Regions from separate parts of the Mus musculus genome. Here regions 2 and 3 are each linked to region 1. The links are chromatin loops, found by intact Hi-C in ENCODE. Cell type or tissue: left cerebral cortex. All regions are shown on one strand.

Region 1 (2,500 bases):
GGGCAGAGGCTCAGTTCGTTCCCATCCCCCCCCAACACACCCCTTTCTTTCAAGGGGCGTGGCCCCAGCACCCCACCGATGAGACTGAGAGGGCTCCGGCCACCTAGTAGCCTCTCTGAAGCCCTCTTGTATCCTTCCAGGGCAGCACCTGGGATCTCTGCAGGCAGAGGGGGCCTCCCAGGAATCTACACTCGCCCTTCCCTACAGCAGCCAGAGTCAGCCCATCACCGCCGCCGTCCTCGCCGTACACCAGGCCTGGGACCGTCCAGGAAGCAAGAGGGGAATCCTCCGGGGAAGGAATGACCCGTGGAGGCCCTGCGCAGGGGGAGGCCGAGGAGGCCCGAGCCGGCGTCCTCTCCGGTGGCACCGCACCGCCCCTTGCAGCCGGGTGGAGGGCCTGCGGGCCTGGGCTGGCTGCGGCGCCCACTCGCGCGCCGGAGCCGGAGGGGGCGGGGGTCCCCACGAAGCCTTGCAACTTCCACCCCACTGCCTCAGGCCGGCCCGAGGCGCAGCCAGGGACCTGCCCCGAATCCCGCGGCCCTGCCCGGGCCTGCCCAGCGCGGCGCTCGCCTGCGGCCCACGTCCCCACCCGCGGCCCGGTCCGACCCGGCGCAACACGGGCCGACATGGGCACCCGCAGGGCCCTTCCCGCGGGGCCACTGCAAACTTTCTCTCCTGCCTGGAGGAAGGGACCGCGACTGCGGCCACAGACATTGCGCCCCCCCGGATCGTAGGGCCCCGGACGTGCTGCGACCCGCCGGGACGCGGCAGCCCATAGCGGAGACCGCGCCCGGACACACGCGGGCGCCCGGCCGGAACCGCAGGACACGCCAGCCGCGGACACGCGCGCCGCAGTCCCCGCGCACACCCCCCTGGCCGCCGCCAGCGCCCCCCGGCCACTCGGGACCCCGGGCCGCGACGAGCCTCCCGCCGCCCGCGGGGAAAGTTGCGCCCCGACTCACCCGCCAACCCCGGGCGCGTCCCGCCGCTGGCCATCGTTGCGCCCCGCCGCTCGCCCCTCTGCGGGGCCGCCCACGCCGCGCAGGCCGCCCAGGCCGAGGCCGCCGCGCCCGGGCTCCGCTCCGCTGCGTGGCTGCGTCGCCGCTGCCCAGCATGAATGGGGCGCTGAGCTCCGCGCGGCTGCGGACCGGCCTCGCTCTCGCCGCCCCGCGGAGCGCCGTGCCGCGCGCATGCGCCGGCCGAAGCCGGGGGGCGGGGCCGGGGGCGGGGGCGGGGGCGGGGCGGGACCCGCGATGGCCTGCAGGGGGCGCTCGGCCCCGCGGCGAGAGCGCGCGCGGCGGGCCCCACCGCTTGCCTTCAAAGGGCGATGGCCACCTCAGCCTTAAAACTCTGGACTGGGGTGGGGGTGGGTGAGGTGGTCCGGGTGGTCCCAGGAGTCGATGCACTCTTTAAGGAGCACAGGCTGGAAGTACAGCTTTCGTGCACGGAAGGGTAAACTGAGTCCGGAGGAAGCACTTGCCCTGGTCCTATTGCTCATCTCTGCCTGCGCAACGATCGCTTAGGTGGGACCGGCACTGCACCCCGCAGGCCCCAGGAGGTGGCGCGTGCCGGGATGCCTAAGCTCAGAGGACGACTGTCCTGTCCGGTACGCGGTCCTGCAGCGGGGCGTGTTAGAACTACCCCAGCAGGATAGAGACCTCGCCGGGTCGATCGCGGGCGCGGGGCTGGCCTGCAGAGCTGGATTGCGCCAGGTCTCGGTCGGGTAGAGAACCTTTCTCAATAAGGTCACCCAGTGCAAGGCATCCAGACCAAAGCAGGCAGCTGTGCGCAGAACAGAACAGAGCAGTCAGAAAAGGTGGTCGTGGGAGGGGCGAAGGCTGACTGGGCACAGCCTGGGGGACCCAGTGCAGCTCATTCGGTAAGGACCATTGTCCGTACTCGTCTCCCAAGCAGTCATCACCCTCTTTCCCTGTGCTCATCCTTGCCTGGTTTTTCTTTGGGTGTGACCGTTTACATTTTGTCTCCCTGAATGACATATTCTTTTGTGTAGCTTGTTTGAGGATGCTATAGAAATGGTGTCCCGCCTTCCTCTCTGATAGGAATGCAGGGTCCTGTGGTCAGTCTTTGCTCTCACTGTGTGGCACAGGCTATTCTGGATAGTTAACCCTCTCTTCTGCTACTGGACTGGAGCCCCCTGCTCTAGACCTTGGTCTTTAGCTTCAACAGACGATGCAAACTTGGTTTTCCCCCAAGTGAAACCCCACCCCTCCACGTGATGGAGAAGTGTCAGCAACAGTGGGAAAGGTAATGGTTTGATTTTGCCAGGCTGAAAGTTGGTGCTGGTTCTTTTTGCTTCTGAATGGCGGTGAGACCCTTCTTCCACAGTTACACTTACCGTCGGACTCCACAGGCACTACATACTGAATGTACAAATCTCTGCTGTGCTGTACAAACCGGGTAGACAGACTGCGCAGGCCCTGTGACCTGCCCAAGCTCCCTCGCTGGTTGGTGGCAGAGCCTGGAGTCTGGCCCAGAGGTG
Region 2 (2,500 bases), 380 kb before region 1:
TCCTTCTGGAAGCAGCTAGGGAGAAACAAAGGCATCAGCCACAGCAGTGGTTTCCGGTTTGCTGTTTGCCCTAGGGCCAAGTCTCTGTTCTGTGCGGAGTGTGTGTGTGTGTGTGTGTGTGTGTGTTGTCTTGCTGTAGACATTAGAAATGCTTCCATGCTTTGAATTCTGGGATGGACCCCTGTCCCTCACACCCACTCCACCCTACTCTCCATTTTTGCTTCTATTCAGCAGTTCTGAGACACACAGTGTGGCCTTGCTGGGTCCCCAGGTTCCCTCCTTAGACTCCCCTAGAACTGCTTTTTTAGGGTACCCTCTACGTCCTCAGATCAGAGACCTCAGTCGCCATCGGCTACAGATAATGCTGTCCCATGAGTCCAGCAGCAGGAGGTAGACAGGACTGTGCCTCGAGCGCCAGCTTTGCTTTACTTTTAGGGTGATCTGGCTTTTTAGGTGTGTGACAGTGAGTTTTTCACCTAACTGGAAAATAGTATCATTGTCAGAGAACCTATGTAATGTAGATGAGGAGACAAAGTAACCAGACAGATATCAGGTCTGTAGATAAGAGGGTTAGGGGCTACTGGTTACAAACCTGCTAGATTACAGCTGTGGATTAGATACACACACACACACACACACACACACACACACACACACACTGTACTGATTTTTTTTTGAAGAGCTGTTGAGTTGTGAAATATTTCCATGAAACAAACCTGAGCTATCCTGAATCCTTAAAAAAATAAAAAATGGAGAACTCAGCAAGGTCGCATGAGGCAGGTTTCCTTTCCCCATCACAGGAGCTACACTGGCTTCTAGCTACCTTTTGTCACAATCTTCTCCAGTCATTTCACTCAATAGAACACTGCAGGGTAGGGCTGGGACATAGGGGCATCTTCCCAGGGTGGAGGCCTCAGGCAGGGAGGCCCTCTGAAACTCAGATTATCCCTACACACACACACACACACACACACACACACACACACACACACACTCGTGCAGCCCAGGCACCGTGCCACACAGAGGAATCCGACCAGCTGCCTGCTTTTCAGCGGCGACACCACAGTGGTTGGTTGAGGTTCCATTCTGTCCCTCCTGTCCTTTCTCTGGGCCTCACAATGATATATTCCTCCCCATCCCCCAACCCAGGGCCGGGGCCTGATGGTGGAATGTCTCTGCTGATGGACTCTTTAGAGGCGGCAGGGGGAGCTCCTGGCCCGTGAGAACTCATTCCAGTCACAGGACAAAAGCTGGGGTACTGTGGGACTGCCTGGGCTCCAAGCTGGGTACACAGCAGCTCAGAATTGGTTCTTGCCCCAGTGTTACCTTGGTCCTTTTTCTTGGTCCTGCCTCATTAGTGGCCTTGGCTATATGCATTTCCCCTCCCTCTCAGACTCGGAGCTCTTTTTGTCTTTAGGTTTCTCTGTCCTCTCCGCCTCCGGATCATCCCTCTGTCTTCCCCTTTCTGTACAAAAAGGAGTTAGTCCATGGGCTCAGGGTCAATAAATAGCCTTGAATGGAGTGGCTAGTATGAGCCTACCGGGATCAGGGAGTTGAGACATTTTGGGACCTCTATCCCTGTGCAAGAGAACTTCACATTCTAAGAAATTTTTTTTGTGATGAGGACCTAACCCAGAGCCCCTCACATCCCAGGCAAATGTTCTCGATTGAACTGTATACTCAACCCCAAGTTACATTAGGTATTCATTTATTTATGTATTTATTTATTTATTTATTCATTCATTCATTCGTCCGTTCATTCATTTAGCATGTGTGTGCACCTATGCAGACATATGTAGGAGTCAGAGAACAGCTTGTGGGAATTGGCTCTCTTCTTCCACCAAATGGGTTCTGGGGATTGAACTCAGATCATCCAACTTGGTGGCAAGCACCTTTACTCATTAAGCCCTATAGATAGCCCCCAAATTACATTTCAAAGTTTCATGCTATGTGTGTGTGTGTGTGTGTGTGTATGTGTGTGTGTGTGTGTGTGTGTGTGTGTGTGTGTGTATCACAGTGCACATATGGAATGCAGAGGTCAGAAGAAAATTTTAGGGAGTCAGTTTTCTCCTTCCACCATATGAGAATCCAAGGATCAAATTTAGGCTTGAGCAGCAATTGCCTTTCCCCCTTGCACCATGTAGCTGGCCCCAGATTACATTTTTATACATTTTACTGAATTGTTAGGGCCCCACTCACATTCCCCTTTCCACCCACAGCCAACTCTTAAGTGACGCCCACCTTGAACCTGTTGGCCAGAGTAGGATCAGACACCTTGCAAGTGTGATCAAGACACCTTGCAAGAACTGTGGTCAGATAATGAACCTTCCGACTGGCTTTCAATGGCGACCACACCCCCACAGGCCTGGTCCAGGTGCTAGCTCCTCAGCTCCATCCTCCCTGACAGTTACAGTTCCCTCCGTACTTGGGCCTGGCAGCTGAGACAGCACATATGGCTGCTCAGTGAGGCTGTGCCCCTGTGTCACTACTTACAGAGGGG
Region 3 (2,500 bases), 270 kb after region 1:
GCTGGAGCTTGGCTCAGAAGGCACTGGCCCCAGCCCACTGCTTCCATAGTTCCAGGAGACCTTTCTGCCATCCCAAGCTCTGGTGATCTCTAACAGGCTGATGGGGAGCACTCCCTAGCAGCTCAGCCGAAGGCATGTGATGGCTGTGCATTGGTCCCTTGCTACTCCCTTTCTGGGCAGTATGAGCAGGTAGTTGATCTCGCTTTTGGAGTCAGCTTGGAGACAGTTTCCTGTCTGGTGTTGAGACCCCCTAAAGGTCTTTTCTTCCTTACTTATGATGTTTATCATTAGCAGACCTGGTTAGGGAGAGCCTATAGAATGAGAAAGTGACCCAAGAGACTTGGGAGCCAGAAGGCCAGGGAGGGAAGGCTGAAGGCAAGAAATCTCAGGCCCCATTCATTGGAAGATCCAAGGGAGCTACCAAGTCTTAAGGGCTGAAGGTCCTGGCATCTTGGTCCAGGAGGTGCGGGGCAGAGGGTTTCACCGCTCAAGGCCCCTAGCAGCAGTGCTTGCTGGTGCCAATCATCAGTGTTGGAAGCTAAGTGTCAAGAACCAGTGCTGGGGGTTAAGGCCCAGGGCCTGTAGCCTACATACCTGGAGCCCCAAGTCTCTACCGCAGCCTGGAGCATCTGGGCCCCTGTTCTCAGGGCTTGAGTTACAGCCTCTGGCTCTGCCAACCCAGCTCCCATGTTTCTGATGCTCAATGGGGGGAGCACCTCACCTGCTCAGATTCCTATCAGAGGAGAGGGACGCCACCAGCTGACCATCAGCACAGTCGTCTGTCTCCTGCCCTTTTCCTGTCTTCTTTCATGGTGTCCCTCTTTAGAGTCTTTCCTCACTCCTATTTCTGCCTTCAAGTTGGCCACTCAACACCAAATTCACAACTTCTTTGAGCCTCAGTTTCCTTGCCTGCTCAATAAGAGTGAGCACAGCAGCTCAGAGAGAAGTAGAGTTTCAATAAGTTCACTCATAAGTGCTAAGTGCTGAGCGCCCTAAAGCCAAGGTGACCACTCCAGGAATATCCTTCCAGCTGTTTACCCAGCAGCAGCATGGGTGGGTCTCAGCAGCCCAGCCAGGACGGCTTTTAAGAGCTGCCTCTTTCATTTCATCCCCCTTGCAGGCTCCAACCTCTGTAGTTCACAGGGCTTGCTTACCTACCCCAGTAACCCATGTCACCCTCCCCACTGTATTCTAGAGGCAGTCAAGACTCAAAGAGGTGGAGTCAAGCGAACTGGAACACAGCTCCCCAGGGAGCTGCTGTGGCTGCCGGCACTGACCACGCCTGGGTGGTGGTTGTTACTGGATTAAAGGCACCTGGCCACTTCCCTGTCGCGTGCTGAAGCCAGCAGGCAGCCAGCCTCACAAGTATCCTTCTAACAGGGGCACCTTGCTATTTTGTCTGCGTCATAAGAAGCTTTGGCGCCACCAAGTGGTTATCTAGAGAACAGTATCTTGGTACTGCAGTTTTGAGATCAACCTGAGGGGTGGCATCTCTGTCTAGCCTACAAATCCTGGTTCCCAAAGCTCATCCCTGCCTGGCTGCTCACTAGAAGTGGAAATGAGCTTTCTGAGGAAGCTTCACAGTGCACTGAATCCACACTATATCCCTCTGTTGATGCTAGGCCCCGTGTCCAGCAATGAGGAAGCAGAGAGAGACCATGGGGGTATGGCAGAGAAGGATCTGTCTGCCAGAAATGCAGAAGTGAAGCCCTGTGGACTTCCAAGTGAGGTCAGCTGAATTATGTAGTGACTTTTAAGTGCCAGGAGCTAATCAAAGTCATCCATGCTGTCTCCTTGCTCTTATTGGCTATGGTTGATACAAATCCTGAATGTCAGGCTTGCAGCCTTTCCTGTCCAGTCCTGTTATTATCAGCAATAATAACATTTGATGTGGCACAGGGATTGAACTCAGAGCCTTGAAGATGCTAAGCAAGCAATCTGCCACTGAGCTACAGCCCAGCCATTAAAAGTCGTTCCCAACACCTGAGTTACCAACCTTTTCTATGAATTCTTGTCTATATGCACGACCCAAGCCAGGCTCCGCAGAAATACCAGGGGTTGTCATAGAACGGGCACACCCCATGCCACTCAGATTCTCTATCTCTGAGCCTGTCTACCCTTTCCTGTTCCAAGCCTCAGATAACCCACATAGCCCTCAGGCTTCTAGGAAAAAACTCAGGCTCAGGATCCAAAGCTGTTTTCTCCCCTGAAGGCTCTTGGTACTTGTACAGATTTGCCATGGCCTTCTTCCTGGCTTTGTTTGTTAAGGACACTGGATAGGCAGGCATTTCCAGACCAAAGACCACAAGCTTCTCTTTGCACCCTTTCTCAAAACAGCAGGGCTGAGATACCCTCATTTATACAACTTAAGGGGACTCCAGCAATAATAAGGCAAATCTGTTCCAAGGTGACTTAAGGTCTCCTTTCATAGACAGGGGAGCAGCTGGCACCATTCTGCGTTTCCGCTTGAGTAGGCACTTCCATTACCCTCTGCACCTCT

What was found. Hi-C counts contacts between places; a loop is a spot of excess contacts. Peaks named below come from ENCODE experiments on the same cell type or tissue, not always from the same donor. Only the 100,000 strongest peaks of a DNase experiment are listed, where the experiment ranks them.
Region 2: it touches region 1 in a loop (7-fold over the local background); 7 of 42 quality-filtered maps call a loop at or near these places.
Region 3: it touches region 1 in a loop (4-fold over the local background); 23 of 42 quality-filtered maps call a loop at or near these places.

The regions. Positions count from the first base shown.
Region 1 is chr6:89,361,445-89,363,944 of GRCm38, forward strand. Plxna1 (plexin A1) reads right to left here and starts at 1,169. Exons shown (of 32, transcript NM_008881.2): 1 at 963-1,169. It overlaps Gm40415, which reads left to right. Exons shown (of 2, transcript XM_017321867.2): 2 at 141-1,147. The coding sequence starts at 300. The coding sequence ends at 734. In left cerebral cortex, CTCF peaks have their summits at 1,323 and 1,524; DNase peaks (open chromatin) are centred at 336, 1,129, 1,630 and 2,475; H3K4me3 peaks cover 1,954 bases; H3K27ac peaks cover 1,490 bases.
Region 2 is chr6:88,979,138-88,981,637 of GRCm38, forward strand. The region is part of intron 1 of Gm36505 (a long non-coding RNA gene); the gene reads left to right. Among named protein-coding and RNA genes, the nearest start is that of Gm36505, 1.7 kb to the left of the region's middle. In left cerebral cortex, a CTCF peak has its summit at 1,204; a DNase peak (open chromatin) is centred at 1,200.
Region 3 is chr6:89,630,831-89,633,330 of GRCm38, forward strand. No RefSeq gene overlaps it. Among named protein-coding and RNA genes, the nearest start is that of Txnrd3, 12 kb to the right of the region's middle. In left cerebral cortex, a CTCF peak has its summit at 1,447 (motif pointing left); a DNase peak (open chromatin) is centred at 1,411.